3 separate regions of the Homo sapiens genome follow, and regions 1 and 2 are each linked to region 3. Evidence: chromatin loops called from intact Hi-C (ENCODE). Cell type or tissue: OCI-LY7. All regions are shown on one strand. Region 1 has its middle 48 kb from the start of ZNF680. Region 2 overlaps LOC100128885 (a long non-coding RNA gene). Region 3 overlaps ZNF736 (zinc finger protein 736).

Region 1 (2,500 bases), 190 kb after region 3:
ACTGCAACCTCTGCCTCCTGGGTTCAAGCTATTCTCCTGCCTCAGCCTCCTGGGTAGCTGGGACTACAGGTGCTTGCCACCACACCCAGCTACTTTTTTTATTTTTAGTAGAGACGGGATTTCACCATGTTGGCTAGGATGGTCTTGATTTCCTGACCTCATGATCCACCCTCCTAGGCCTCCCAAAGTGCTGGGATTACAGGCGTGAGCCACCACACCTGGCCAATCAAAATTTTTATGTAATAATAAGAGCTAGTAAAAGGTTTTGCTTTTTCAAATTTTAAATCATCATTTTAGCAAAACAAATAACTTACGGTAATTTAAAATTTTATTTCAGAATATCAAGTGTTTTAAACCTCCAACATCTTCAACAAACTTCACAAGATCAAATTTCAGTTTCAAAGTTGTCTTTTCTAATGTCTAGCTCTTGAGTTCTGCAAGGGGCTCCTGGGGCATCCAAAACAGAGGTTAACAAAATTATTTAACAAGTTTAGGTATATAAAATTGCCAAATTAATATCTAATCTTCTTCAGGTTATATTTTAGTAAGTATCATTAACATATGTTCCAAAACCATATAAAATATCTAAGATTCTAATGTCTAAATGTGCACCATCAATCACAATTAAGGTTATGTTATTATAAGCCACAAAAATAACCACATTTCTTTGTCAATTGTGCTGCTAACTGTAACCACCCTAAACATTTTGTCATTTATAAACAATTGTTATTTTAATTTTCTTCAAAAAATGGTTTACAATTAGCTGTAAAACTTTAACAAATGTTCTCCAATGCAGGTTTCTCATAACAAAACAAAACTCATAAATAGCTCATAATAAAAAAATTCTATAATAATAAAACTCATAATAAAAACTCATATTTATAAATGTCAATAAAATAAACTCACCACTCATTAATAAAACTCATAATAAAAACTTATAATATTTATAAATATCAAGCAAAACAAAAGTTAACAAAATAAACTAAACTAATAAAAAACAAAAGCAATGTTTTTAACTTTTGCTTAAACCATTGCTAATCTTGGCTGGGTGTGGTGGCTCATGCCTATAATCCCAGCACTTTGGGAGGCCATGGCAGATGGATCACCTGAGGTCGGGAATTCAAGACCATCCTGACCAACATGGAGAAACCCAGTTTCTACTAAAAATACAAAATTAGCCGGGCGTGGTCGCGCATGCTTGTAATCCCAGCTACTTGGGAGGTTGAGGCAGGAGAATCGCTTGAACCCAGGAGGCGGAGGTTGCAGTGAGCCAAGATCGCGCCATTGCACTCCAGCCTGGGCAACAAGAGCAAAACTCTGTCACACACACACACACACACACACACACACACACAGACACACCCACACACAAATTGCTAATCTTTATTTTGCTTTTCAAAGTAAGTAAGAATTTCTTAAAACCTTTTAACAAGCAAGGTACACTCCTGTAAATAAAATTTAAAATGCATTTCTTTCTCTCAGCCTAGCTCCTCTAAAATCTAAAAACTAGTTAAATTATTCTTGACTTACAACAATATAGTTGTTTGCATCAGTGCAACACACACACATACACACACACATAAATGTGCACCTCTTCCAAAAACCCTTAAACTAGCACCCCCCCCTAAAAAATCCTAGCTACTGTTCCCTACACAATGCCCCTTTCAAGCAAAAAGCAGTCCAAAAAAATCCAATGCCTAATCTCTATAAAAATAGTTAGGGTTTCCACTCCTGAGTGGAGACTGAAAGAAGTTTGCTTGCCTTAGGTAAATAGCAACAGAAAGGTCTCTGAAAAGTCCCCAGCCCATGAGTCATTGCCTCCACCCCATATAATGTAAAATGCAGCCTGGAAAAAAAAATTCAAGCTGCAGGCACCAATAAAAAAACAGGCACAAAGTATTGTGCCTAAAAACATGCCCACAACTGCACAAATAAAAAAACCCTCCAGCCTATTTACATAAAAACTTGCACAAACCTCTAGCTCACTCAAATAAAAAACAAGGCCTGGTATAAAATGCCTTTATCCTTTATATAATCAGAGGGCTCCACAAAAAGTTTCTTCTCCTTTTGTGGGCATAAACACAGTGGGCTCCAGTGGGCACTCACCTTTATTTAAACTATACAGCGGCTCCTATAAATCATCATTTCAGACCCTAATTGGTCCCAGGCCAAGGTCCCAGGCCAAGCTTTCACTTCAGCTTCTAATAGGTCCTGGGCCAAGCTAAGCAGCATCTATATATCATCATTTCAGCTTCTAATTGGTCCTGGGCCAAGATCTCAGCCCAAGCTTTCTAATTAGTCCCAGGCCAAGCTAAGTCACAAGATCTCCAAAACAGCCCACAAACTAAGCACATTTCTTTTTATTCCTAGTCCATAATAACCCTGAACCCCAGCCTCACAGGGGGAACTCCTACTCAGAAACCCCTCTCTGCTAGCAAAAAGCTTTCTTCTTTTGCTTATTAAACTTTCACTCCAACCTCACTTTTGTGTTCGTACTTTT
Region 2 (2,500 bases), 300 kb after region 3:
AGCATGTAGGTGGACCTAGCATCTAGGTGATGAAACTCTTCTGTTTTCCCTGGGCCCCACATATTTTGGAGATTATTACACATATCTGGGACCCATACCTATGGGATGGGGTGCTTCTGCCTGGGCCCTGCCCACAAGGGACCTTGTAAAATATCTTTTTATTTATCACCTAGGAAATGTGACTCTCTCTTACCTGTATTCTGCCCATAGAAAATGTTGTGACATATTGCTGGGCCATGACACCAGGTGATTTGTCTTTCCTGCTAAGGCCATGCCCAGAAGGAGCATTTTGACATCACTGGACTTAGCATACAGGCAATATTAATACAGGAGTTAAATCAAAATTATTTTAGGGAGTTAGTAAGAGTAAGGGTTCTCAATGGAATTTTTCTTTAATAAAACAGGGCCCCAGAGCTATTTGTTTTCCTAAAAGAAAGCAGCCTAAAACGTGAAGCTGTAAGCATAGATCAGCAAGCTGGAAGCTTGCATATGCAAATGCCAGGAGCTATACTAAAAGCCAGGTACACCACACATGACAATTTTCCCTCCTTTTTCTGTCATCACGTGTGCAGGTGTCATGGCATCGGCCAGGTAGAGATTACATTTACATAATAAAAGATTAGGGTAGAAGGGACATTTTCTTTGTGGGCTATGTAAATGGCACACCTGGTCAAACCAATCTCCTGGGCCCTGTGTAAATCAATCACTGCCTCCTCAATCCAATCCTCTATAAAATTGAATCTATTCTGCCCCAAACTCAGAAACCCCCTTGGGTGACCCACTTTTTCTGAAAGAGGAAGCTCTGTCTCTCCCTTTCTTCTATTAAACTTTCTGCTTCTTAAACTCACTCCGTGTGTGCGTGTCCATGTCATTAATCTTCTCTGTATGAGACAAGAAACCTCAGGTATGTCCCCACAGAACAAAGCCACTTCATTTGGGGGCTCCTTCAGAATCAGAAATGGAATGATAGGTATAAACATCAAAGCAATAAGTATGGAAGTGAACCTCAGAATCTGTCCTTTAATTTTGAGGCTATGGGCCTTATTATAAAATCAAATCAAATTAATAATGGGCATCCAAACAGCCATTTAAAAATGTGATTAGCATGGCTACTGTTCTTGAAGACTCAAATGTGAGGGTTACTGGGGAGAGGATGAATCCCCTGCAATACACACATTGGCCATGCTTTAAACCAGTTTTCTTTCATGGAGGACCTAGCCATTACATGGGGCTGGGAGAGGTTTTGGAGCAACTGAAAATTTCGGGCCAGGGCATACCCTGGTGTTATCCAAAGGCTTCTGGACTAAAGCCAACTTCTGACCACTCATCCAGGTGTTAGCAAAGAGAATCTCCATCTATCCTGTTGCAAAATTTCTCCTTTTCTATCTGCAGTCACCATGTCTTTTCTCTGTGTATGAAATGTGCAGGAATTTTTACAATTCGGGGGAACAGTTCTGTTAGGAAAGATCGGCAAATGCCATACTAACCCAATACACGTCCTCCGTGAGTACATGGTATTTCTAAGCCAACAGCACCACCTAGTGGAAATAGAAATTATCTCCATGAGGCACATTGTCAGTCTTTTGCAATACACTGTAGCTTCCCAATTCTCCCTTTTTGCACCGCTAAAAATCAGGCTCTATGCCCTTCTGTGAATGGGAAAATGCTGCCTTTAACAATTAAGAGTAAAATGTCTTCCATAGCTAAATTTTAGTTTGAATACTGTCCTATCAGCAGGAAAAATGCCATTAGGTCCCTTGTGTTCTTTAAGGCACCTATTCTGTCTCTAATTAAAATAGTACTTAATTAGTAAGGGAACTTTACATCCAAAAGTTAACCAGAATCATTTTCTAAGGGTAAATGATTTAGCATGGGGCATAAGAGTAGAATACAGAGTTCCATCTAGCACAATCCCTCCATTAAATGAGCCTTGCCCAAAGGCAACTATTACATATTCTTTCCCAAAATCCATTTTTTGGGGTGGCACACAGATCACACAAGTCTAGAAAGTCAAAGGGAAATCACAAGTGGACAAATAAGGCTATATGGGTAATTGTGGCTAAAATCCATCACCTAGTTCATCTGGTTTCATGGCTTGGAGAGGTCACACCCACAACCATGAGTGACACATTTAACATGGTGACAGGACCCAGGAACCAAGGAGAGAAAAGAGTAGAGGTGACACTCCCACTGTTTTCCCCTTCACCCTTGGTCATACCAAAAAAAAGGGAGACTAAAAGGACCCTTTTATTCTCACTTTTTCTAGATGGGCAACAGACCAACTTCAGCTTGCAACCCTCTGGAGTGCATTCTGTAACACTGGAACTTCTTTAACCTCCGGACTTTGAAGAAGAAAGCAACCATTTTCTTTTGCACAAGGGCATGACATTTATACTACACCTTTGCAGGTAGTGTAAGATCAACCCAGCTTTTTAAAAAGTCATATCAGGCAGGCTTATAGAAAATGATTCACCAGAATTAGAAAAGCAAGTTCCAGGGA
Region 3 (2,500 bases):
CCTGCCTCGGCCTCCCAAGTGCTGGGATTGCAGGTGTGAGCCACTACGCTCAGACAAAAACATTTCTTTACTTGTCTTTTTCTTTCTAAAATTTATCTTTTTCTTTCTAAAATTTACATCAAGAAGGAATTTTGGAGATGGGGCATTTTTGTTTACTGGAGGCCTAGGGTAATCACTATTCAAAGCTGTTTCTCTTTGAAATTTTTCAGTAAATAGTTTTCTTTTTTCCAAACCACAGTATATGGTTTTATTTAGTTCCAGAGAGAAGACTAAACAAACAAAACAACAAAAGTTTCTATTACACTCTAAATATAAACTGAAATTTTAAATTAAAGGGATACCTGAACTAGTGACTAAAAACCAACACAAACATTCATGAGGCCAAATCCAAGAAATCCTGTATGACTTTAAAACTTCAGAGAAATAACAAAAAAATTGTAGCTCTTCTGTAATCAAAACTTCTCCTAAGAACAGCTTACTGCAAGTGGGTTGCAATCTATATTTTCAGGCCACATTTTTTAGTATCTCAGCTTCTCAGTTTACCATCTACCCACAAAGGCCAGACACAAGATTTTAAGAAATGGTTGGTAAAACAGGAGAATGAAAGCTGTCTATGGGAGTAGACAAGTTTACAAATGTGGACTCCAGAAGGTCAAGAGCAAAAATCAAATAATAAAAACAAATACATTAGTAATTAATTATTATGTATGTAATGTTTTTTTGCCTAAGCTAGAGATAATTCATTGAGAAATAAAATTTTGAGGTTTGGTCTAAAAAAACTTCAATTTTTTTTTCTCCAATTTGATCTCAGCTAGAATGCTGTTTTGCTAATTCTCTGGATGTTAACATTTCAAATACATGGTAAGATTTACATCTCCGAGAGACTGAGAAAAGACTGGAAAAAGTTAAAGTATGTATTGTAAATCCTGCAGCAATCAAACAGGCATTTTGAACATTTAAAAGGTTTTTTTTTGAGGAAGTGAAAGAGCCCTCTTAAAATGTACTTTGAAATCTCTTATTAGAATGTAGCCAGGCAAAACAGAAAGAAGGCCTTTCATTAAATTTCATTCTAAAACCTGCCGTTTCCAATTGTGCATGGAAATATATTAATTTAGAAATGTCATAAGACCTTCATTTTTGTCATTGCATTTTGGGGTCATCTGAAGTCATGTCGGTACATTTACCCAGGCATTTGCAAGATGAAGCTCCATAGGTATTATACATAAGTTCAGCTTATGTTTCTAAGGCATGTTACCTAGAAGGAAAAGAATGGTTTTGATGATCAGTTTTCCATAATTTAGAAACTTTTCAAAGGTGATCATGGCCAGAGCAGTGTACCAGGTCTAAGTGTGCTGTGTATGAGCATCACTCCTCAAGGTGTCACCCAAGAGTTGCTGATTATAGTGCTGGGTGAGCAATGCTTATGTTTACTTCCAGCTTAGTTAAAAGTCTCTGCAGGTGTTTTTCTTTTGGGAGGACCCTGTGAGACTGGTACAAAGCATTGAAAATCATCCTAACACCTCTACAAAGTCTCTAGTTGCCTAGAGCACCCAAATGAGTCAGTTAAAGAAATTGCCTTTTATCTTTGGGATGAGAGAATTCACTCCCATGCACCTTTTGCTTTGAAGGTCCCAAAAAGTCAAGTTCAAATTAGAAGCAATAGAAAACAGCTGTGTTTTTTAAAGCATGTTACCTAATTTTAGAACAAAAGAAGTAAAACCACCAGGGCTAGACTGCCAGTATTATGACCCAGATTTTCTGTCTTGAGACAGTAGCAGAGAAAGCAGTTAAAAATATTGAAATTAAAATCTCCTGACTTTAGCCAAAAATGGAAATATTTTTTCTAGAAAGTGAGGGTTGAAAAGAACAGCTCAAGCAAAGTCTTGACCTCATGAAATAGTAGGGAGATCTGAATTCAGGAGGACTCACCCCTTACACTCAACAATGTACTGGGAGCTGGAAGAATACAAGGGGTTCTCATTGACTAGTTTCTGAGTTCAAGAGGGATGTTGGATGGTTGGGGGTGTCCCTCTGAATCCTGCTCACAGCACCAGAAATATCAATCCAAAGGAAGAAGCAGGGGCAAAAAAATAAAATTTTAAAGAATTTACTTCAGCCAAGGTGAGGACAGCTGCCTGGAAGACTCAGATGCATGTTACCTAAGATATGAACTTTGGCCTTTTTAATACGGTTTATAAAGTAAGAAGCAGAATAAGTAGTCAGCCATTGTCAGGAATTCTCGTTAGTTTGCAGAAATAACATTGATTAGTGATAAGCTGTATGTTGTTGAACTACAGTCTGAATTTAGCAATGAAATAGCTGGATCATATAATTCTATGTTCTAAACATAGAAGAAGGTACATTTTATGGTTTTTTTTTTCCAAGAAATGTCCACATTGTTTTTTATAGTGGCTACACCATTTTACATTTGCACCAGGAGTTAAAAATCATTCTAATTTCTCCCTCTTCTTTTTACCGCTTGTTCTTTTAGGGATTATGC

Evidence for each region. A loop is a pair of places that touch in the nucleus more often than their neighbours do. Peaks named below come from ENCODE experiments on the same cell type or tissue, not always from the same donor. Only the 100,000 strongest peaks of a DNase experiment are listed, where the experiment ranks them.
Region 1: a loop joins it to region 3, with 2.5 times the contacts of the local background. A loop is called at or near these places in 3 of 110 quality-filtered maps.
Region 2: it touches region 3 in a loop (7-fold over the local background); 16 of 110 quality-filtered maps call a loop at or near these places.

Annotation. Positions count from the first base shown.
Region 1 is chr7:64,513,720-64,516,219 of GRCh38, forward strand. It overlaps a transcript of ZNF680 not described here. Among named protein-coding and RNA genes, the nearest start is that of ZNF680, 48 kb to the right of the region's middle. In OCI-LY7, no CTCF peak of the experiment used is centred here; no DNase peak of the experiment used is centred here.
Region 2 is chr7:64,617,744-64,620,243 of GRCh38, forward strand. It overlaps LOC100128885 (a long non-coding RNA gene), which reads left to right. Exons shown (of 3, transcript NR_077227.1): 3 at 1-846. Among named protein-coding and RNA genes, the nearest start is that of ZNF107, 47 kb to the right of the region's middle. In OCI-LY7, CTCF peaks have their summits at 1,548 (motif pointing left) and 1,750; DNase peaks (open chromatin) are centred at 1,518 and 2,168.
Region 3 is chr7:64,319,739-64,322,238 of GRCh38, forward strand. All of the region lies in intron 1 of ZNF736 (zinc finger protein 736), which reads left to right. Among named protein-coding and RNA genes, the nearest start is that of ZNF736, 7.0 kb to the left of the region's middle. In OCI-LY7, a CTCF peak has its summit at 1,382; DNase peaks (open chromatin) are centred at 983, 1,423 and 1,703; H3K4me3 peaks cover 2,251 bases; H3K27ac peaks cover 2,500 bases.